Regions from separate parts of the Mus musculus genome. Here regions 2 and 3 are each linked to region 1. A link is a loop called in an ENCODE intact Hi-C map of the cell type or tissue named here. Cell type or tissue: left cerebral cortex. All regions are shown on one strand. Region 1 holds the start of Smim10l1 (small integral membrane protein 10 like 1). Region 2 holds the start of Magohb (mago homolog B, exon junction complex core component). Region 3 holds the start of Gm22362 (a small nucleolar RNA gene).

Region 1 (8,000 bases):
GTTGTTTGATACATTCCCATTATCCTCTCAGGATAGTAAAACCGAGACATTAAATATGGTATTCATGTTTTCCTCCAGGCAATGAAAGATTCAACACTTATTTTTTTAAAAATACCCCTTTGACCTTGCTGTAGTTAGGACATTAAATGAATCCCCAAATGGCTTGCAATGAATGTTTGGTATTGGATGTAGCAATAGTGAGGCTTTGAGGTGATAGGAGTAAGCAACACACTGATACTCTGTTTCTTTTTATTTATTTATTTTTAAAAACTAAAACCAAACCCTGCTCTCTTAGAACCTTTTTACAAGTAGATTTAGAAATTTATTTGCTTTTATTTCTTTCTACACAATAGTTTTGCTAGCTAACCAAGGATTTCTCTCATGCCAAGTACCATGCAATTTTCCATTGCATCATTAGTGAAGCATGACTCAAATTGCTCATCCCCAGAATGAATAAGTGACCAAAAGGGCAGAAGGATGTTACTCTTTCCAAAAATATAACAGGGTGCTAGACATTTACTATGAAGCAAATGTTATTTACAAAAAAATTGATTTTATAGTATAGTCCCATAAATTGCCTAGTGCTGTTACAGCATCTAATTACTTGCATCCACTTGAAAACGTTTTCCTTTCAAAGGATTTGACTAAACAGCTGCAGAAATTTCCACTAAATATCAAACTGTTTCTGTATATAACATAGTCATGCTATATACAAATGATTAGTATAGAGGTATTCAGACACCTCATATTTTTTTTTCCTGGTCTATGGTCTTCAATCACTAGAACCCAACCCTTTCAATCTGAATGGATTTCTTTCCTAGTGGATTTAATTAGTAAATTCTTAAATAAATAATTAGGAATATGGTTCTACACAGAACCATTGTGGCTCACCTTAAACATTCTCAAATGATTATCCAGCTAAACAAACCATTTTAAAGCAAGCTTTAGGAAGAATCAAAGTTAAGGAAACAAAAGATTGGGTAAAATCAAGAGAATTACCATCTAGAGAAATTATTTTCATCATCTGCTACATTTGATCAGTTGTTGACATGCACCTACCTGGCAGCAGGTGTGAAATAGGCTATCAAGGATCAAGTTCAAGGGATAGAAGGCAAACCACAGCCCTCTTAAGTGTCTGATTCCAATCTCTCTTGAGAAAAAAGTGGGATTGGGAGCTTTTTAAAGACTCTTCTTTATCATTTTCTACAGGAGTAAATCTTCACTATGGCCACTTAACTAGTTAGTGCATGGCTGCTATATTCCCCACTCCCTGAAAGTAAAAGGCAGTTCTTTTCATGGAATTAACAAGGGCAAGAACCAGTGGAAGCTAGGGATGGGTCAGGTGGTGTAAGCATGTGAGTTGACTGATTCTGTGCTATTTTAAGTGGGAGATCCAGGCTCTTACTAACTTACGTCAATGTTGACCAGCTCCATGGATTCCGATTTCATAATAAATTATTCCTGTGCAGAAAAACTATGTACATTGTGTTTCTGAGTTGGTCACTCATCCTAAAATACTCTTTTTTTCTCTATTCTTTGGTTAGGGGAATCGTTTCTCTACTGGTTTAGCATTGATACAATAGCAGAAAAGAAGCATAAATGGGCACTCTTCTTCAAGTTTTCCAACTTCCACAATGTCTTGTTATTTGCACCAGCCCTATATGTAGTTTGCTGAGAAACAGAAATGCTCTATGTATAAACAGATGACTTGACTACTCCATGGCATGGGAAGATTTTATTGAGGATTTAAGTGAATAGCCAGTGGCAACTGGAAGTGTTTAGAGCAAAGAGAAAAAGTAGAATAAACATGGCCAGCAGACTGGATTATGGCCAGGGCTATCTGTGAGAGAGGGGAGAATAACTGGATAGAGAATAGAGAAAGCGAGGTGAGACTAACATTGGTTACAGAAGAGTAGCTAGACTGAGGGAAGTGCCAGCAGATGGGCATCATGGCTTGGGAATACATAACTGAGTGGGGACTGAAGAAGCCTGGAGGCAAGGGATCTTGATATGACTAGACAGGGGCCAAAGGTATATGTTAACAAGAGAACCACAGTCCCTTTTGCCAGAGGTAAGGGAAATAGATGCTCCTTTAGGCAGATAGGAACACAGTACACAAGTTCTTAAAGGAATGCTGCCTTTTATCTAACCAGAAATCCTCCTGCAGTGCAAAGTGGAGTTCACTTTCGGATAGACTGTCCTTTGAAGTTTGGGAAATTGAAGTGTCCTTTCAAGCTGACACTCTCAGAGCATGGGGATTCTTCAACTATATAACACATACACGCAAGTCAGTGTCAGATATGAGAAAATCTAACAATGACATTTAAAAGTATACTGTATTCTGAAAGTCCTGCTCAGAAACTAACATACATGCATAATATGTAAATGAGGCTAAACTGGGGCATTACTGAAACAAACAAAAACAATGGAAGTGCATTACATAAATGCCAGAAATAAAATGTGAATAATGGAGACTGGTATTTCTATAGGGTACCAAAAAACATGAACATAAAAATTAGTATCTTGGTCCTTAAGAGTCTACCTTAGGTTTCTCACTAATCCAATTGCATGCAAAAAGCTGGAATCTATACCTAATCTTAACTTTCAATGGGTTTATATTAAGTAGAAACACATCTCTTTGCCTCTCTCTCCATATATATGTTCATACACATGCCCTCCACAAAAGTGGGTAATTTTTTTTTTTTTTTTTGATTTGTCACTTGCAATATAAATAGTCCTAATACACAGGTAAACGCATAACCTAATACGGTGACGTTTTCAGTTATGGTGTGTTACAAATGCAGACTCTATGCCCGTATACACTTACATAAGGTGATAGATCACTTTGTCCTACTGTCTCAGTGAATGTTACATGAATATTGAGCAGACACAGTTATTTTCCTCGACCTTTGATCCTTGCAAAATGTGTACTAAATGTTGGCTAAATTACATCAGCTCACGGAGCTCTGCCCTTTAAAGGGACAGCGGCACGGAGATCCCCTGTCCCTAGCAGTTACATAACTGCCAGCAGCCAACCTTCCTCGGGAAGCTGACAGGAAGAGGCGGAGCCCACGCCGCCCCGCGCCACCCGGAGGGAGCGGCGGCCGCTGGCAGTGGGGGCGAAAGCGGCGGCCGCTTCGTCCCGGCCACGGCTCATCTGGCTCGGGAACTGCACGGAGCTTCGGAGACCCTCGGCCTGGTGGGACAACGCCATGGGTCCCGCCGACGCCCCGTCCGCCCTAGCGCTCAGGGCAGTGGGCCCTGCGGCCGCCACCCCGTATGGTGTCTTCTGCAAGGGGCTGTCCCGCACCCTGCTCGCCTTCTTCGAGCTGGCCTGGCAGCTGCGCATGAACTTCCCGTACTTCTACATCGCGGGCTCCGTGATCCTCAACATCCGCCTGCAGGTACACATTTAGAGCCTTGTCTGCGTTGCCCCGCCACCCGGGACCGCAAGATGGCCGCTTCCCAGGTCGCCCCGCGGCACCTTCAAGAAGCGCGAGAAGAACGTGCAATCTTGCGAGAGCTGGCTTGCGCACAGGCAGTCGGCTCCCAACCTCTCCTATCAGGGATTTGGAGGTGGGAAAGCTAGCTGGGTTAAGCAAGGATGTTGTTCCAGCATCAGAGGAGCTATCCAAGGAAGTATCCAAGGAACCACTCATCTGTAAATTCCTGGCAAGTCTTAGGATATGACAAAGGGCACAAGATGCATTATGAGAAAGGAAGGCTGAGATTTTCAAGAACACAGATTTACACCAAACTTACGTTCTGAATTAATCTTTGAGAATACTGGACTGTAAGCTAGACATTGAATAAGAAGCCTGTTATGTCAAGAATGTGACTTAAAAAGCATTGCATCTCTCTTCCTCCCACAAGAGGATATATTGAATCTGGGTCAAAGTCAGACTACAGGAAAATATACTCCCCAAATATGCCAGCAAGATTTTGAAAAAAAATAGTGGGACTATGTGAAGATGTTCCTTTCAAAGAGACGTTGGTTCCAAAGGAAAGAAAGTCCAATTGCCTCACAGGAATTGACTATTCCCTGGTAGTAATGCAAATAGACCAGATGTGGCTTTCTACTTTAAAGAGAATGAGAATGCTTAATTTTAGTTACAGAGTAAAATGCAGATGTTACAAACTTTTTTTTTTTTTTTTTTTGAGGAAATACATTTGACAAGTGGAGGGACAAGAAACTAAATGGAATGGTGATGCCCTTTGTGGAGTGAGAGCGTAAAACGTGTAATTTGTGAACAGAAAGGAGATTTCGTTGATTATGGACAGCCATGTTTCTAACTGCTAAATGGAGGTGGAAACCACATGACCTAAATAGTAAATGTCCAAAGATGGAATTTTCTCAGTGACTGAAAAGGAGCTAATATCTGGTGTGTGTGTGAATGTATGCTGGAGTTTTTATCCAAGCCTGGAGTGAATTAGTAATTGTATTTTGTTTTGAAATTAAAACAAGTAATTAGAAACCCCAAGAAAAATAAAATAATAAAAAATTATTCTGTCATACCTCATGTGAATAGTACTGTACCTGTAATATAAGTTCTTACTTAACAAGAAATAGTTATGTAACATTGGAAGGCTGGAAGTTGAAAAAGATATATGTATAAAGATGCAAAGTACATCAAGATCTATTCCTGAGGACAGGAAATTTGGTTAAGTTGTAGATTTATCATATAGACTTATCTTGTGGACCTATCATTCATGAGACTCTTAAGTTTGATACCCAGCACTACAAAAATAATAATAATAAAATAAACAAAGGTCCAATATATAAAAAGCAACATAATCTATGATTAGGAAACTTAATGCAGAAACATCTAAAAGCTAAAAGTGGTTATTTCTAGAGAAAATAAATGGGGATAGGTACAGGAAAAGCGAGGCTTCGTTTGTTTTTGTTACTAATCTAACGTGATTTCTTCTAAATCATATATATGATTTTCTTCCATTAAAATCTAATTAAAATATTTTGTTTTTAAAAGCTCCCCAGGTAATTATGTCTACCACCAATCAAATGACCAAAAGTCTTGTTGGATTAAAATCTAAATCAAACACTCAGCTGTTATTGCTTGATAATATTAATATATATTAATATGGAAGTATTCTGCCTATTGTAGCTTAGAAATGATTTTCATCTCTACTTGTGATTTTTCTTACGTATAAATGTAATTGTATCCTTTCTAAACTCATGTAGATGAATATATATTGTTACAGGCTTGGCATGGAATTGTCTCTGTTATTTGTTCCTGTGAGCACATATTAAGACAGTGCATGCTGTTTTAAAATTCCCTTTGCTGGCTTTCTTTGAAAATTGCTAGTTTCCAAGCTCTTCTCAGAAAAATTTCCTGATATTCAAAGATAACTGAAGGATCCAGTGAGAGCCAGACATAGTAGCACACGGAAGTTTTTCCAGTACTCTGGAAGTTGAATTGGAACTGCCATATGTTCAAGGACAGCCTGAGCCACATGATAAAAACACTGCCCCAAAGAAACAAAAGCAAAAGAATCCATTGGTTAAGAATAAAAATTTTAGAAGGAAATAATGTGTGTCTCCTCATTAGTTTAATTCTGAAAAAGCCTGTGAACCTGAATGTCTCACTTCTGTTGTTTTATTTTTATTTTTTTCCCCGCCCCCTCTCTTTTTCTCTCTCAATAGGGTTTCTCTGGAAATTGCTGTGTATTCCAGGCTAGCTCAAGACTTATGATCTCTCTGCCATCACCTTTTGATTACTAGGTTTACTGAGCTGTGTCAGCAATAGGCTTCATATTTGCCAGGTAACATTTTAAATGTCAGAAAAGTCCCAAGGCATTTTGTCTAAGCTTCCAGTTGCTAAAATCGTTTGGCTAAATAAGTGCTCTGAAGGAAAAATTAGTAGATGTTTTATTAATAAAGAAATATACCTGATGTTTTAAAGCATCAGAAAATTCCAATTGTAGTAGGGCAGAAAGAGCAACCACAAAGAGAAAGACCTGGAAACTTACTTTATTCGGTAAAGTACATTCTCTAAAAGCCTGAAGACCCAAATTTGATCCCCAGAGCCTAGTAAGCCAGGGTTGGTAGCATGATTGCAATCCCAGTGCTAAGGAGAGACAGAGGCAGATCCCTGGGGTTCACTGGCCAGCTACCCTACTTGGCAAACTTACAGAACATTGAAAGACACTGCTTTTAACAATAATCTGTTCAGTGCCTGAAGACTTACATTCAGTGTTGACACTCTAGCTGGCTCCTACATTATTTCCCTATATAATAGCCTGCTTTAATTCTGTATTTTTTTAATCCACTAAGTTGAATCATCCATATTTCTAAAGAAAAGGGACAGTAGCCATCTGCTTATAGCTCCTTAGCTCAGAGTTGGGCCTCAGGACCTCCCCCCCCCCCACCTTATTCCATGATGGAGTCATTGAACTGGTTTGATATGGTACTAGTCTAATGTATGTCATCACAGCTTCTGTGAGCTCTTGTGTGCAACAGCTGTATAATATTTAAAGTTTTCATTTCATAGCACCCTTCTTCCTCCCGTCTTTTACATTCTTTATCTTCCATGGTGAAATCTTAAACTTATATGTCAAGGTGGACTGGAGAAAACAGTGATACTCTTCTTTTCATTAATATCTAGCCTGTATCATAAAAGTTAATTCACTATGAAATAGACTGTATTATTTTGTAGTTTTAATATAATCCACCTCTATCTTGATAGCTGTAATTAATTTGAGAGCTTTAGGGAAAACACTGGGCACTGTGTTACATACCTGTAATTCTAATACTTGAGAGACTGAGTTGGAAGAGTTGCTAGTTTGAACCCACTGATGTGTTTGTAGGGGATATAGGGCCATCTTGAGCCACATGAGAACCCATCTTAATATACATTTCCTGTAAGTGTCCTCAAAACTTTTTAATTTCAGTAGTATGGAGTACACAGTCAATATTCTGAGAGTTTATTATGTCTTCTTCACAGCACCTTCCAGCCTTGAATGCAAAGGAATTACTTCTAGTCCGAGGATTTGGAAGGGGCTAGGCTTCATGGTATGGAAATCAAGAGAACTAGTAGTTACTGATGCTTTAGAAATAATCTGAAGGTAGTATAAAGGCCACCAGAGAAAGATGCATCATTTGTAGGCATGGTTTAAAAGTGACTAAATCATGAGTTAAAAAAAATGTTTTAAGTTAGAAAACAAATCCAATTATATGGAAGAACATTTATGTTTATAACTACATTAAAGAGGAAACTCTCTATAAAGAAAACATTGAGAAATATAATCATATACTATATGTAAATACCTGAAAGAGTATTTACATTTATAAAAGTCTGAATAACTATAGTTTATAATCCTATGTTCAACTACCTGTTACACTTTTTTAAAAACAAAATCAAATGGTTGAACTATATGTGTTGGGGAAGTTGTTATTGTATATCTACATAGAATGCATATTATTATAAAATGTTTGGACAGGTAACATGGTCAATGTTGATGCTATTGCTGAAGTGTTATGATTAGTACAGTTAAATCAGAAAACTTGGCTGGAGAGATGGCTCAACTGTTAAGAGCACTGGCTACTCTTGCAGAGGATCCAGGTTCTGATCTCAGCAGCACATAGTAGCTCACATCTATCCATGGACCCACACACTTGCAGACAAATACTCATACACATAAAAATAAAATGTAAAAATCAGAAAACAGAAGATCATTGATTTCATGATATATTAAGCTAATACATGGTATGTTGCACCAAGGAATAGTGAGAAAGCACTTGTGATCTAATGCATATGAAATGGGAAGTACAGAATGAATAACAGAACTACTGCATCTGTGGATGATCACCTCTTCTCACTAACTCATATCATTATTCTATTGGAATTGCACACTCCTATTCATGTGTGTGCATATATGTGATGTGTGAGATATTCCAGTGAAATAACTCCTTGAACTTCATGTTTGTCTTTCTTCTGTCTCCCCAACCATTTCCACACACATATTTAAGACTCCCAATGGTC
Region 2 (8,000 bases), 1.8 Mb before region 1:
CTTATAAAACAATGCAATATAACCCAGTTACTCCAGTATCATTATCATCATACACATTTTATCTGTACTACTTATGCAGAAACCTAAAGCCAGTGAAGGGGCTGCGTATTTAATGAATTTTACACTAAACTCTTAAACAGATGCTATCAAAGATAGTCCCAGCTATTTAATCAAACGGCCTAACTATGCACTTCACGAGATACAGCCAAGTGAAAACTAGCTAAGATTCTCTAATAGTCACAAAGGCTTGGCTTAATTGTCCAGCAGCAGTGTCTGGAGCATGCAGGCTACTCCCTCATGGAGAACACGTCACCACTGCACAGATATGAGCACTGGCTCTCCCCAGGTGAAAAACATTTTTATACATAATTCAACCTACTCTGTTTCTGAATTTCTTTTTCTAGAATTGATGTTCAGAAATGTTACTAAGGCAAAGGTAAATAGAAAATATCAACATTTTCTGATGCATATTACAAAGCCACCCTGTGAAAAAGTATATCAACTTATTAATGCAGACAAATCTGCATGGCACATCCTCCCTGTAGGGCAGGTTCCATAGTTTTAAAGCACTCCACTGTTCTCTGTGGACACAGATGCCCAGTGACTATTATGCTAAAGGTGGTATTCCTGTAACTCGGGTTCCCGCCGGACACAGACCACTGCCTCTGCTTCCCTATACCATGCTCTGCACTGTGTTCCTGACACAGAACAGTTACTGCTACTTTCAGCTATATTAGATCTCTCTACAGATCTTTCTTCTAGGCAAAAAGAGTAGCTCATATAAAGTATAAGCCTCAGGAACACACAAAAGTGAGATTAAATATCTTCTCTCTCGACCTTGTACCTTACTCCTCCAGGGGTTGAAAAGACCCAATTTAGAAACCAAACTGTCTATACAGAGTGAAATTGGGCCTGCCGAGATCTTTGGGAGCACTTTGAGAAATATCAATTATTCTGAAGGGAATATGAGAGGCAAACACAATGGTTCACTGGAACAAAGAAATCCATCAGATCTCTCTCTGAAACACTCAAATACATGAATTTTAAAAGACAAACAAACAATTGGAAAAAGTGAATCACTGCACTCAATGAAAAGAACCATAACATTCAAATTTAGCTAGCAATGTTGTACGCACTTACAATAGAAACAATTAATAATAGCTCATTCATAATAAATAATTCATAAATGTCAAAATACCCCAACTTTCTCTGGACTAGCTAGAGAAAAGATGTAGAATACTGTCTAAATTTAGAGCTATGCACTAACACCTGTAGTAGCTGGAGGCAGCAAAGGAAATGATGCTAAGTAAGGGCTGGGAGCTGTAACCTGGAAGGAGCATTGGCTTGCCTGGCATGTATGAACATTGACTTCAACATCTAATACCAAAATAAAAGTTTAGAAAGAATATGAAGCTATATAATCAAAGTTTCAATAAGAAACCATCCTGAAAACACAGCAACTACATTACCAACTTTGACTCTATCCACTTAAGGAGTCACTAGGCACAGACCTGCCGCCCAACCCTGTCAGGGGGTGGCCACAGAGCGTCGTCCTCTTTTGTAATTTCACTGTCGTCAATAATTCTCTTCAGTTCTTCCATTACACTCTTGTGGACATAGGCCTGAAAAGTCAGTTACAATAAGATCTTTGAACGCCTGTCTGTCTTCCCACAGTTCAGCAAGATATAATAAAAGCCAGTTCCAAGTCCTAAATATCCAAACAGAATGGGAGTGAAAAGTAAACTTGACCCCAGAGCTGCAGGATAAAATTCATCCTTCTCACAAATGCTACTCTCCCTACACCCATGTCCTTTACCACACACAGGTGCCATCTGCTCACACTAGCTGCTCTGAGGCCCCATATTCTGCCAGGGTAGTAGGGGTACCAGGCAGCTTACAGTTACAGGGCCAGTATTAGCTGTAGACTGAGGGCACAGCACAAGCACACAGGAGCTGGCACTTGAAGCCCAGCCTAACTTCCTCACCTTCCATTTAAAATTGAAACTAGGAAAGAAGATAGCATTTGAAATGTAAAAGAAAACATCTAAGAAAAAAATTTATACTTCATAAAATGAATTAAATGATATGGGCTGTAAGTATTTAGGCTGACTCCTTTGTTAAAACTGCCACCAGGATGGCTCAGTGGGTAAAGAAAGCCGAGAAAAAATACCTGCGTTCAATCACTAGAACCCATATAGTAAGAGAAAAAAAAAAACAATTTCTACCAGCTGTTCTTTGATTTCTACCAGGCATACTATGTATGTTACATGTGCATACCCATACAAACACACAATAAAAAAAAACTTTTTAAAAATGCTAAAATTGCTGGGCAGTGGTGGCGCACGCCTTTAATCCCAGCACTTGGGAGGCAGAGGCAGGCAGATTTCTGAGTTCGAGGCCAGCCTGGTCTACAGAGTGAGTTCCAGGATAGCCAGGGCTACACAGACAAATCCTGACTCGAAAAAACAGAAAAAAAAAAAAAAAAAAAAAAGCTAAAATCATATGTAATTAAAATAGAAACCTTTCAATCTATAAATTAGTTTCTTCTTGAAAGAGACCCTTGACATAACTTCAGTCAACACAGACAAGATAAATGAACAAAATGTTAAAAATTTGACATTTAAAAAGAAGTTAGCCAGAGGCAGGTGGATCTCTGAGTTCTAGGCTAGTCTGGTTGGTCTACACTGTGAGAGCCAGGACAGCAGGGCTACAAAGTGAGACCCTGTCTCAAAAAAGGAAGAAAGAAAGAAAGAAAGAAAGAAAGAAAGAAAGAAAGAAAGAAAGAAAGAAAGAAAGAGAAAAAAAAGTCAAGCATGTTTGCACGCATGCACACACACATGCATGAACAAATGAACAGAACTTGCCTCTTTTCTGATCATCACGTCATTTTTATAATTACTGTTGTTGGCATATCTAAGCTTCCCTGTGTGGAGAGAAAGAAAGAACATCATGAGTAATTAGAGGTAAAGACAATTTCATAGTCCCACTTTTATTAGTATATCTACTTTTCTCATGCAAGATCAATGCTAAATAATAAATATAAAAGCAGGCTAGTAATTCTTAAAACATTCCATACCTTCAACATAAAATGGGTCAGGTTTGTTAAGGTCTATTTGCTTTCCTTCCTTCCTTTCCTTCCTTCCTTTCCTTCCTTCCTTCCTTTGAGACAAGACCTCACTGTGTAATGAGGTTGGCAGCCTTGAACACACAGGGATCTATCCACCTGCCACTGTCTCCTATGTTTGGGGATTAAAGTTGTGCACAATAAACAGTTTTATTTTCTTAATCTAGCCCTAAACACAAAGTGACTATGTCTAAGCACTAAGTATTCTCTTCAGTGTCATATGTTAGTGGTAAACGCTGACTGCACTCACAACATTTCATCTAATCTCTAAAGGAATTCCAAGAACAGCTTTCACTTTCTCGCCTCTTCACAGGAGATAAAATCAAGTTAAGCAACTTGCAGAGCTGCAGAGTATCAAAAGGTCTGTTTTGCATCAACTCTTTCTCTATTGTTCCAAAGTACTCTCTTAATTCCTTTCCTTCATATTAGTGCATTTTGCTAATAATTTTTTTTAAACTAGGAAGCAAGCAAAGGACATGAACTGCCAAGTTTGTTAGCTGCTTTATTTCAACCCATCCTTCAGACCTCTGAAGCCCCTGGTGTGTGCTTCCCTGCATGGTGAGTCAGTTAGGGGCCCTGATACAGCTGTAATGTCTTTCTCATCTGCTAAACTGACAGGTTACCCTACTGGGGTGTACCCCTCAGGAACTGTAGATCTCATGGTTCATTATTTTCCATGTAAGTGGAACAATGCAGTGGCAGAGACGCATGAGAATAAATCCTTACATAAAATTCTCCTGATACTGTTGGAGGTCTTAATTTGAATGACTCAGGGTGCTAAGAACAAGCTGGTGTTATTCAAATGCAAGAGGAACAAGAACAGAATTACAAGAGGAATAAAATTTTTAAAAAGCAATTAATTTTTTATAAAAATAAATAAAACTAGGGCTGGAGAGATGGCTCAGAGGTCAAGAGAACAGTACTCTTCCAGAGATCCTGCATTCAATGCCCAGCAACCACACGGTGGCTCATGGCCATCCATAACGAGATCTAGTGCCCTCTTCTGGCCTGCAGGTATACATGCCAGTGGAATGCTGTATATATAACAAATAAATAAATCTTAAAAAAAAAAAAAGAAAGAAAGAAAGAAAGAAAGAAAGAAAAGAAAAGAAAAGAAAAGAAAAGAAAAGAAAAGAAAAGAAAAGAAAAGAGAAAACTAGAAGACCACTGCCACAACAACAAAATTTGGGAAACAAGGGTGAAGTTATTAAGTTCTAAATAACAGCAGGAACACTGACTGCTATGCTGACTTCTTCCTAAATGCTTGAAACTTTTGGAATCCATGATCCTCTCCTTACCTATCAAAGAACCTCGTGCAAGTCATGCATAAAGCACTTAAGTAAAACCCATACTGTCCTATAGTAGGTTAAATGTTTGTCTCCCAAGTACCTTCAGCTTTGACATTTATATACTGCCCACTACATAATGAACATTCAAAAATAAAAATTCTTGGTGCAGGTAGGCAGAGCTGTCCCAAGACAGAATTGCCTTACACTACACAGGGAGAGGCTCCAACAAACCCCTGATCATTCTGCTCTCCTCTGGTTTTTCTCTCACCCAGAAACCAAGAAGGTTTCTCAGTTTTATCTCAATCAAGTGTCTCATCTTCTAGGGGCAGATTCTTTTTTGCATGGGGAACTTTGTGAGGGGACAGGGTTTGACTGTGTAGCTCTGGCTTTTCTGAAACTCCATCTGCCCCCAGAGTACTAGGATTAAAGACTCAGGGAAGCTGGGCGTGGTAGCACACGCCTTTAATCCCAGCACTCGGGAGGCCGAGGCAGGCAGATTTCTGAGTTCGAGGCCAGCCTGGTCTACAGAGTGAGTTCCAGGACAGCCAGGGCTGCAGAGAAACCCTGTCTCAACCCCCCACCCCCACCCCAATAAAAAGACTCAGGGAAAACTTTTTTTGTTTTGTTTTTCAAGGTCTGATCATTTACTTCTTTGTCTTAAACACTTACTGTTTACTGGACTCAGACTTAAAAGTAGAAGCTCTCATTGAGGACAGTCTATGTCTCTTGGAAATCTGTTCCTGGTATTTTTTTTTTTTAAGCTTCATTCTCTAGGCCAAAAGTTAAGCTTATTCTGTAGCTACCTTGTTTTTCTTAGTGTGTTGCTTCTTGAGAACAATACATTGGAGATGGTGTTGTTGAAGGACAAGTGACGTAAGTAGATGCTGAACCTTGGGTGCTTTCCTCCTGGATTTCTTACAGCCACTGTTGCAGGGCTTTTCAATAGTTCATTAGCAGACATCGTCTTCTTTAGAGTTACTAAAATGCTTTAAGATTCTGCTAGCTTGTTGGGACCAAAAACAGAGGGACAGGGGCTCAGTCCAGCAGTATCAATATTTTTTTACAATAACCAATTTGAAAGCACTCAGATTGGCATTCATAATATATCAAGAACAGACCTGCAATTCCTCTCTCCAGCTCTCCTTGGTCTATAGAAGTATGCCCCTTACTCAACAGCAGGTACACTCTGCTCTGGGTCAAGAAGCCTTGTTTTGTGGGAAAAGCTTGTTTGTCATTCCCCCAGTCCTTGGTTGTGACTGGGACCACACAACACTTCCCCTCTTCACCCAGAGCATCAGCGGCTACCCCTGTGGCCATTTGCTTCTTGCTGAAAGTATGAAGTTTGTATTGATTGTCCCCTTGAAAGAGTTCTGACAGCTGGTGGCTAGGAAGGAGATTTTCAGACTCATTTAGACAAGGCTGGCCGACTGCCTAGGAGGTGGCACAAAAAGAGCTTCTAGGAGCATTTCCACTGACTCCCTTACCTTTGGCCATCATCCACTAGTGAAGAACTGTATTTCAAACCTGACACATACCACATTCCTGTGTTCAGACACGGGGCTCCTCCCCTATAAAGCAGCTTTAACACATACCATGAATGAACGAGTAGGCCAAAGAGGTCACCTAAAGATTCCATGCATCCTCTGGAGTATCACTTGATAATTCTGTTAACACTCCCGGAGCACAGGTTCTCTGCTCTAAGTTTCCGATTCCTATATGTTCAACTTTTCAGGAGTGGCAGAATTCGCTTTTCTGAATTACTTTACAGCATTTTTTTCCCTCTCACAAACATAACCCATGTCTGCTCTCACAAATACAGCACAAGCCTGCTACAAAAGCAAAGTCTTCCAATGTTGGAATGAAACCCTTCAAGCCCTTCTGGGAGTCTGGGGCATGGTGACACGCCTGTCATCCCAGCATCCCAGAGGCTGAAGCAGGAGGATCGTGAGTTCGAGGGCGGCTTGGACTACACAACAAGGCCCTTTCTCAAAACTAAACAAGTAAATTGAAATAAAGAAGAAAGGAAACACACACACACACACACACACACACACACACACACACACACACACACACACGCTGAAACCCGCTCCCTGGGCGGCTCGCCCTCCCTCGCAGCCCCTCCGCCGCTCACCGTCCGGCCGAAACTCGAACTCCAAAAACTCGTGCCCAAACTTGCCCTTATGCCCGACGTAGTAGCGAAGGTAGAAATCACTACCCATAGACATTTTTACCCTCGGTAAAGCCCGCTATACCGCGGGGCCAACGTGCCGCCGGCGCGAGGTAGTGACGTCACGGGCGCAGGCAAAGCGCGTCACCAAGGGCGCGTTTACTCCGGTAGGGAACGAAATCCCGGAAAACTGAAGAGGAAGCAAGAGACCCCCAAGAGAACTGAAGGTTCGCATTGGAGCCACCACGATCTCGAGCGCTTTTTTTTTTTTTTTTTTCTTTTTTTGGAAAAGATTTTCATGTCTTCGATTTTTACGTTTTAACTCTGTGACGATGTTATACACGTACATGATGAATTTTAGTCGCTCCCACCATGTTATCTTCTCTCATCCCTTCTCCGCTGAACCAGTCTTACCAATAAGCCCTCCTGTACGTTTACGCCTTGTTTTTGTCTGGGTTGAGGGGAGGCTCACCGAGTTTAATAAGGGTGGCTTGCATGAGCGCGTTGGTGGATACAAAGTCCCGGATTTCATTTTGGCATTCTATATTTTGGTTGAGCCACACTCCACCTCTTCCTCATCTACTGCCCCCAACCCTTGGGCCCAAATTATTCCCGCTGCACTTTCTTGTTAAATGTATCCTGTTACACTTCCCACTCTATTTCTTTAACCTACACTCAGTATCCTCTCTGGTTTAATAACCTACACTCACTAGCACATAAATACACTCATACAAAAGCTAAAATTCTATACAAGATTTGTCTTAATACTTCATCATTACCTCACTATAATAATTGCCAGATTTGTCCGTTTTCCTGTATATTTTATCTTAGCAAAGAAATAGCTAGGGATTTTGTTTCTTTGTTTTCTTCTCGTTTGTTTAAATGGGCTTGGAAGGAACAGATGTAAAACCACTTTTACTTTCGAGTTGCCCTATGCTATAGGTGTGTCTTTTTCTGAGTTTTGAACTAAGGTTTACAAGCTGTACTTATTGTGGGTATCTCTGATCTCGAAGCACATTGTAAAGTGGGGTGTGACTCTACTTCCTGAAACTGGTGAACTGAGAAAAGATACATTCCGGTGGCAACCAGAACACAATCTACCAGAGTCCCTTTTGGTAATACTTCAAAATTTCCAGTAGCTAACAGCCCAGACGGAGACACAGAGTAAAATGAATCTGTCTGGTGGGAGTTTGATGTTTAAATAGCACATGAAACTGAAAAGTCCAGATAGTCATCATAGAAGAGTTTTTCATAGTATACTACAACTCATGAGTCACTAAGGGTTAATGGTTAGTACCCTATATATTTGCAGGGCTAGGTCACAGTTCTCAACAGTTTGAGTTGGAAAAATACGGAACATCCAAGTGTAGTCTTGAAGAGCACAAAATGACAGTGAACTGCACCCAGTTCCCTCGTT
Region 3 (8,000 bases), 1.7 Mb before region 1:
ACCCTTCAAGTACTATGATTAAAAACAGGAGCCACCGTAACTAGCTAATCTAAAGACATTTTGTTCTTTTGAGATTTTCTTCTGAGTTTTTCTTTGTGTGACACAGGTAACTTTCCTACCCTACTGTGCTCAGAGATCCCTGACTATTGAGCCTGTGGCTCTGGCACCAGATTCCATGTTAACAATATGTATCATTATATTACCACACCTTCTTAATGAAAATCTAGCAAGCTCCACAAATGGGTTCATTGTGTTTACCTTGAGAATATTCCTTTAATCTTAATCTAAGAATGTTCCAGCCAGATTCACTTCACCTAAAGATGCTTCAACAGACAGAGACTAATCCAAATGCCTAAAGATCTGTAATTTCGCACCACTTTACTTTGAACTAAGTAAGAACAAAAGGCTACACCAAGTAGCCCCTTAACCGAGGCGTGTCACTCAACACATCTGAGGCAAGCATGCACCGTGATTCCTAAGATAGCCCCACTCTTTCTTGCCAGACAAACGCAGACTTTCTTGAGGCCAGCTGTCTCAGCATCAAGGCAGGAAACAGGCTGCATAGCTGTGATGGGAACCCCAATCCTGGTGCCAGTAAATACCACAAAATGAGGATCTGGCCAAAGGAAGACAAAGCCTTTGGACAACTTGGCACCTTTGTCAAATCTGGTTACGAGATAAGTGAATGTCTGTTACTTGCAGCCAACTCTATCCTAAATGACACAACTTCTGACTGGCAAGTTTCCAATGGGACCTGTAGCTATGAATAAACTCTGGGCACTAAAAATTTCCTTCCAAAAAATGATCACGTGCCTTATCTCTAGAATATGGCGCTTTCAAATACGGTATTTATCTGTTCCTAAGTTCATTCAGTTTTAAATATGGGAACATTTGCGATCAATAATTAGGGACACAGAGAACATACATTACGGGGAGGTCCACGGCGCCTGCCATAGTAGCCGCGTCTGTACCGGCGCCGGTCAGCAGCATAGCGACTCCCTTCTACAGGAACTCCATCTGGGCCAGTCACGTTTGCTGCTTCAGCACCCTGAAGAAAACAAAAGTCTCCAAATTTAAAAGAAACCAAGTAACCTCCTTCCAGGAGCAGTCAGCTACAGGGTTAAGAACCCCTACTGTGATGTTAGGGTCCCTGACCTCTGGCTTGAGACACCCCACCCACCCCCTTGTCTGGTCAGTCAAGTTAGAAGCAGTTCATACATCAAACATGAATGAATGATGAATACAAGATACTTCAATGGAAGTGAAACAAAATACTATGAAACGTTAGCACATGCTAAACCCTGTGGTACCCCAAGGTACTACTGGAATCCTGAGTGGTTAGCTCCGGCTGCTCTAACCATCTGAGTTACTGCTTAGCTTGGCAGAAATAAGGAAGACAAAGCCCTTGATATAGGAATAGTCGCCACATAGCCCTCCTTTAGGCCTTCCTGTTATACTGTTGACATTGACTTTTTCTTTTTCTCTAAGAGGTAAGCAATGAAGCTGAGAATTCAAGCATGCTATGAGCAAGTATTCTAACACAGAGCTATATCCCTAGCTACCACATCACCAAATTCACCTGCAACAAATCTGGATTTAAAAAAAAAAAAAAAAGCCCTACTTCTTTGATATATAGGATACTCTAGAGACAGGGAAATGTGAGCCTGGCCTGTCTGCGACTTTAATCACGTATTCTTTACTATGCAGCTAGGTGCAGAAGTATATCATGATCTGGCCAGGGTGAATCCTAGCTATCAAAGCCCTGGTGCTTCCCAAAGTCATCCTGCATACCTGTCTGGAGCCTAAATTCTGGACAGTGTGAGATTAGAGACAAGGAAAGTTTTATCTCCTGGGTCCCTTAGAGCAACCTATACAAGAAATAGGCAGCATACACAACCCAGGAGGCTGCTGTATGCAGCCATTGCACACCAGGATCCACCAAGAGAGAAAGCTGGTCGGCTTAATTGGCTGCAGTCAAACGTTTTTGTCCTCGAGGTGCTAGGGGTATACTTTTGAGACAGAATGTTACTGTGTAGCATAGACTGGCCTCAAACTTGCAACATTCTTCCTCCTTCTTCAGCCTTTCTAGTGCAGGGATCACGGACCACCATGCCTAGTTTATGTGGTGCTAGGAACTGAACCATGGGCTTCATGAATGCCAAGCAAGCACTCTACTAATTGGGTTACATGTCTGGACCAAAACAGTGTGAGGTCCAAACTAAAATGTGTCTTACATTTTGGAGGCTTTATTCCAGAGTTCCTTTATTAAACAAGAAACTAAAATATATAGCATACTGAATATTTATAATGGCATCCAGTAAAAATATTTCTGCTTCCACTTCCTCCTATCACAAAAAAATTAAATATTATTTCAGAGGCTGAAAGGCCACATGTTATACAATAAAACTATGTGCAGACACACTTTCATTACAAAGCTTCTCACCTTTTCTCCTTCAACTACATCAAACTCTACAGTTTCTCCATCCCCCACACTGCGCAGATACTTGCGTGGGTTGTTTTTCTTGATGGCCGTCTGCCAAGGAAACAGAAAATACCATTGGAGGTGCATTCCAATACTGAAATGTGTTCATCAATTTCATGTTAGCCAGATAATATCTATATTTTGCTTAAAACAAACAAATTCCCCCATTCTTCCATTAACCTGCATTTCTAAACACCCTTACACCACAGTGTACATGTCTTTCCTGATTTGTAGGACGCTTCAAACTGTACCCCAATCATATCCCAGTCAGTAGTAGAGAGATGCAGTCACTCAGTCAAGACATTGACTCAGGCTGTTAGATCAAGCCAAGAGGCTCCTGAGATTTTCTCTCTAGCTCCTTCCATGAGGGCAAAAATGCCTACATGAGACCTTGTATAAACATGGGCATGGTTTGGTTACAGAAGCTTATACATGGTGGGTGGCATGTTGGAGTGATGGCTCAGTAGTTATGAGCACACACTGCTCTTGCAAAGAAAGACTTGAGCTGGGCTCCCATACACACATTATGTAGACACCTGCCTATAACTCCAGAGGATCTAATATCCTCTTCTGATCTCCACCAGCACTGCACATATTTGCATATAACCCCACACACACACACACACACACACACACACACACATAAATAAAAAGAAATTAAAATGTTAGTGTGGCTGATATAGTGATATGTGCCTGCAACACTAGCATTTGGAAGGTGGATCAGGAGTTTAACACTAGATTCTTTCTCAAAGATACAGAAAGATGGCTTAAGGGCTCATGTTTGGAATTGTCAGCACTTGATGAAGCAGGGGAATTATGATGATCTTGAGGCCAACCTGGGCAACCGAACCTTCAAGACCACTGTACACAAAGTAAAACCTTGTCTCACAGAAATAAATGAGCACATTAAATAGTGATAAAAAGGAGATATCAATGAGATAAATAATACGCTGGTAACATAATAAACCAGATTCATTTCAGGATTGATGGCACACAAGTGTAATTTGACCTTTAAGGTCTTCCACTTTATGGAAGAGGAAAACATGAGGTGGTGACTTACGTGAGGTCACAAAGCTAAGAGCAAGTAGAAGATTTGTATCCTTACACTATGGGAATGTTCAGCATTTTACACCTCACACCCTCACACACCAGCATTAGGGAACTCAAGAACCAATCTACATAAGACATCTGCACCTCGATCATCTGCTTAAGAAAAGGCTCTTTCTCTTTTTCAAATAAAGGGAGAGGAGGAAGCCTCAACAAATTTCCATTTCCCTGGCTGGCATCTCTAAACGGTTAAAGGGCTGGGGAGTTTCTATGGAACTAGGTCAACCTTATTTTATAAAGCGATTAGACATGTGTAATCCAGCCTTCCTCTACTCTGAGTAGGAGGGAGAGAAGAGGGGGGAAAAGTGAGCCAATAGGGCAGAGACCTCACCCACTCCACAAGGAGGCAGCTCAGGACAGGATGTATGCGCGCACAGCATGAACATTTAGCCATTCCAAAAAAACAGCCCCTCCCTGCCGGCTCGTTCCCTTTTTCCTGTTAAACTGGGCAGGCCTCAACACACTGAAGTGACTCACTACACAGCCTCATGGGGCTGGAATCGGGTCATTAGCTCACAGGCGAGGAGGACGGCCACCAGCATGGAAGGCCCTTTCTCCCAGCCTCACTGAACAGGGCGCTTCTCCCAAAGATCATTAACCTCCAACACTCCCTTTTCACACTGCCAGGACTCTAAGTCGTCTATCTCAACAAAGCCACTCCAATCATCTAGGTACAACAGAAACCTAACCCACAGAGCAGACCTAGCAAGGATGGAAAATATAGCTTGAGATGTGGCTATCTCCACCTGCCAAACTGCAGCCCACCACACACACACTCAAACCCGAGGGACCACATGCAGCATGGCAGCTGTACAGGTCCATGGCCAATGCCACGATTTCTGGCAAGATTCTTAAAGTGGCAGGCCTCTCTTTCAGACCGAATATACAAAAGGAACATCAAGAACGGGTGTGACTTCTCTTAACCTACTTTATAAAGCAAACAATCTAGGACAATAATAGAGAACACCTGAGGACTGAGACACAGGAAACTGTCCTTGGACTTGGACATGTACTAAATAAGTCTCAACCAACAAGAGGGAAAATTGTCTAAGAAATGGAAGCTTTCTCATGTCTGAGGCCTACATACATCTAATCGTCTTCTGGGTGCTGTTCACAGATCAAAGAAGTTTTAGCCAACACGAGCTCAGGCAAAAAGCCAGGCTGGTTCTGGCCAAGCACCAAGGAGAACCACACCATTAGGCCAGTGCTGACATGGAAGCAGATTTTTTTTTCCTTTTTTTTCCCCCTTTGCTAACGACTCACAGACTTTAAAAACCAGAAAGTAATTTAACTGAAAATGACTTCATTCAAACTTGAAAACAACCCAAATGTGTGAAAACAGTTTATATAGTGGGACAGGAAGGTTTATCTGCCACTCTGAATAATGTTGAACTAGCTCTCATTCTAAAATGAGTTCAAGACACGACAATCATTTACAGGGCTCACACAGTCAATGTATACTGCTAGAATCCCTCTTACCTGGTGTACAAACACATCTTCTTTGGTGTCATTTCTGTTGGGAGGCAGAGGAAAAGAAAAAAAGAAAAAGAAAAAAGAAAATCACAATTTAAGGGGCTGAGCATTCAGAGACACTTCAAACATCAAAGGCACTATGAATAAAGACCGAAGCCTAAAGAGAAAAAAAAAACCACCTTTTAAATAGTTTGTCCTTTCAAAACAGATGCCAAGAATCAGTTCCCATAACCCTCATCTCTCCCAGATGCCCCTTCCCCGCTCCAGACTGCAATGTCCAAGCATTGGATTCCACACACACAGGAACACTCATTTGCTCTCGCGTCTTTCTCAATCACATGCTGTGTAATCAGAGCCCTAAATTTCCCTCCCAGCCGAAGCAAGACAGGCAAAAGGACAGGGCACAGCTGTGAACTAGGCTCTCCTTACACTGAAACTTAAAACAACCTTCCCACCACCCCACCCTAACCTCCACACAACCCAGACAGATAAGAAACTGGAGGAATTGGTTTTAAAAAGCAAGAAAACAGAAACACATCAACACCCTGTAAAATACATCTCTGTGTCTCCAAGTGGCCTGTGGTTACCTGAATTCCGATATGGTCACAAGTCACCGAAGTTTAAACACTGTTTTCCTCACAGGACTTGGAGCAGACCAGAACAGGGCTCACAGCCCAGCTCAGTTACTCTCTAGTTTGTGACCTTAAGTAAAGTTGCTTAACCAGGTTCTTTTTTTCTCCATCTGTGAAATTATGGACATGGACTACCTAATGTTCTTTTCATTTCTGACTGCAATTCTAATCTCTGTCCTAAACACTAGAGTATATGAATATTCTAGGAATGCATATTAATATTTAATGACCAAAAGCTTAGAAATAAAACTATTATAAAACTATTTACCATGCTTAGAAATCTCAAAATGTATATATACAACCCATTAATAAAGTGGAACAATGGATTTGTAGCTGCTGTTGCTACAAAGTAGGTACAAGACATGCAGACACATACCGGTTTATAAATCCATATCCATTTCTGACGTTGAACCATTTGACAGTGCCAAGGACTTTGGTGGCTAAAAGGCGGGATTAAGCAGATATGTTAGCACCTGACCTACAAAGAGCTAAATCTATCACTAAGGCCCTGGTATCATTACACAAAGCCTAAACACCTTTGAGTAAACCATTAATGGCTTAATTCAAAAAAATAAAAACTAAAAAAAAAAGTGGAATTCTGATAAAGAGAGATTATTTCAAGCCTGAGCTTTTCTTTTGTTCAGACTTTTTACCAAGAACTCAAGGGATGGCCATGTGCCTGGACAACTCTGCAGGAATTAGAACTGAGAAAGGTAGTTGAGGAAAAACATGCTGGTAAAGGTTCAATTCCAAGAGAAAGGCAGCTGCGTATGCCTATAAATCCAGCACTTTGGAGGTAAAAGCAGACAGATCAGGAGTCTGAAGCCAGCATGGGCTAAAAACAAAAAAGCTCCAGAAAGTTCCCAGGGCCGGGGATTTGGCTCAGTTGGTAGAGCACTTCACATTCATTCAAGAGGCAACAGGTGTACGCCTCAAAACAAATGCAAACCATCAACTAGGGAAAAAAAAAAAACACATAAACACATTCCAGTTATTTACCCAGACATTACCAATGTGCAAAGGAAGAGCCACAGAGAAAGAACCGGTAAGCTGGGTCATCTTATCAATTCTAGTACTTTAAAATATTAGGCAAACTTTAATGAGGAACACAGTAGCTCCTTCTTAGTAATCAACTTACAAAGATATAAAGAAACTGTCATCAGGTGGCCAAATAGGGCTGGCCAGAAGTCCAGAGTAATGGCAGAACTGATGCTGTCTCACCCCAGTTCTGTACAGGCCACAACAGACCCTTTTCACACCAAGGGGTTAACCTGCTGCTGTCTTCAACAGCTGAGAAGGAAACTCTGGCATTTGCTAAAGTTGACTGACTACTATTTTCTATCCTCTGTCATGGGTAATTTCTCTAGAGTACCTCACTTGAAAATTCATTAAGAAAAAGAATCTAAATTTTGTAAACTCCAAACAGGACTGCTGGGATCAATGATGAATGTCAAATTTAGTATCTCCAGGAAATGGATAGGCCTAAACCAAGGAAGTGCATGAGACAGTCATCAACACTCAGTGAAATCCAAAACCTGGCAGGACTACACTTAGAAGGGAAAAGCTAAGGAATGGACAAGCCAGGTCTACTACCTCTGAGTGAGAAGACACTGTGGTTCTGAGTGGCGCAAGGATGGGCTTGCACCAACCTCTTAGCTTTCCTTGATGAGCTCCTAAGCCTTAAAGCCAATCTAATGTGAGCTGCAGAGCAAATGAGAAAAAAAAAAAAAAAAAAAAAACTGATGTTTCAGATGTCAACACAGGGAAGTCCGGTTTGGATAAACGGTATGGCCTCTACATCAGGATTTACATGAGAGGATTTTGTTTCTTTCAAAAACTCTGGATATACACAAATAAATAAAGATACACACATGGAGGCTCTGGAAGAAACTGATACAAAAAAACCACTAAGCCCAATGTGGTGGTGCACACCTGTAATGGTGGTGCACACCTGTAATCCTGCCCCTTGGGAGATAGAGGCAGGATGACAAAGAGTTAAAGGTTATCCTCTGCTACAAGGTGAGTGAGGCCAAGGCCAGTTTGGGCTACTTCATGTGACCAATCTCAAAAATAAATAAATAAATAAATAAGTAAAAGTGCAAAACCAAAACAGATACACAAAGAAAAGAGGGGAAGTCAATGATAACAGCAGAAGGGGGAAGATGGGCAAGATTCTCAAGTCTGTTTTCACACAGTTGATGGTGTTTCTTTCCTTCTCAAAGTTATTTTTAAAAATACTAACTGTACAAATATCTATGATCAGACAAATTCATTCACACTTTTAATACTATATTCAAGTACACAAG

The links. Hi-C counts contacts between places; a loop is a spot of excess contacts. Peaks named below come from ENCODE experiments on the same cell type or tissue, not always from the same donor. Only the 100,000 strongest peaks of a DNase experiment are listed, where the experiment ranks them.
Region 2: it touches region 1 in a loop (4-fold over the local background); 3 of 42 quality-filtered maps call a loop at or near these places.
Region 3: a loop joins it to region 1, with 5 times the contacts of the local background. A loop is called at or near these places in 2 of 42 quality-filtered maps.

What each region holds. Positions count from the first base shown.
Region 1 is chr6:133,102,202-133,110,201 of GRCm38, forward strand. It overlaps Smim10l1 (small integral membrane protein 10 like 1), which reads left to right and starts at 3,038. Exons shown (of 3, transcript NM_001271583.1): 1 at 3,038-3,404; 2 at 5,663-5,781. The coding sequence starts at 3,213. The coding sequence ends at 5,740. In left cerebral cortex, no CTCF peak of the experiment used is centred here; DNase peaks (open chromatin) are centred at 3,038 and 3,488; H3K4me3 peaks cover 1,840 bases; H3K27ac peaks cover 1,589 bases.
Region 2 is chr6:131,286,525-131,294,524 of GRCm38, forward strand. Magohb (mago homolog B, exon junction complex core component) reads right to left here and starts at 6,720. Exons shown (of 5, transcript NM_025564.2): 1 at 6,548-6,720; 2 at 2,865-2,923; 3 at 1,512-1,622. The coding sequence starts at 6,641. In left cerebral cortex, a CTCF peak has its summit at 4,110 (motif pointing left); DNase peaks (open chromatin) are centred at 4,098, 5,833, 6,365, 6,714 and 2 more places; H3K4me3 peaks cover 1,743 bases; H3K27ac peaks cover 930 bases.
Region 3 is chr6:131,378,433-131,386,432 of GRCm38, forward strand. It overlaps Ybx3 (Y box protein 3), which reads right to left. Exons shown (of 10, transcript NM_139117.2): 2 at 6,071-6,134; 3 at 5,069-5,102; 4 at 2,444-2,533; 5 at 926-1,048. Gm22362 (a small nucleolar RNA gene) reads right to left here and starts at 1,974; the gene lies at 1,841-1,974. In left cerebral cortex, a CTCF peak has its summit at 3,967 (motif pointing right); DNase peaks (open chromatin) are centred at 2,517, 3,994, 4,697 and 7,203; H3K4me3 peaks cover 56 bases; H3K27ac peaks cover 819 bases.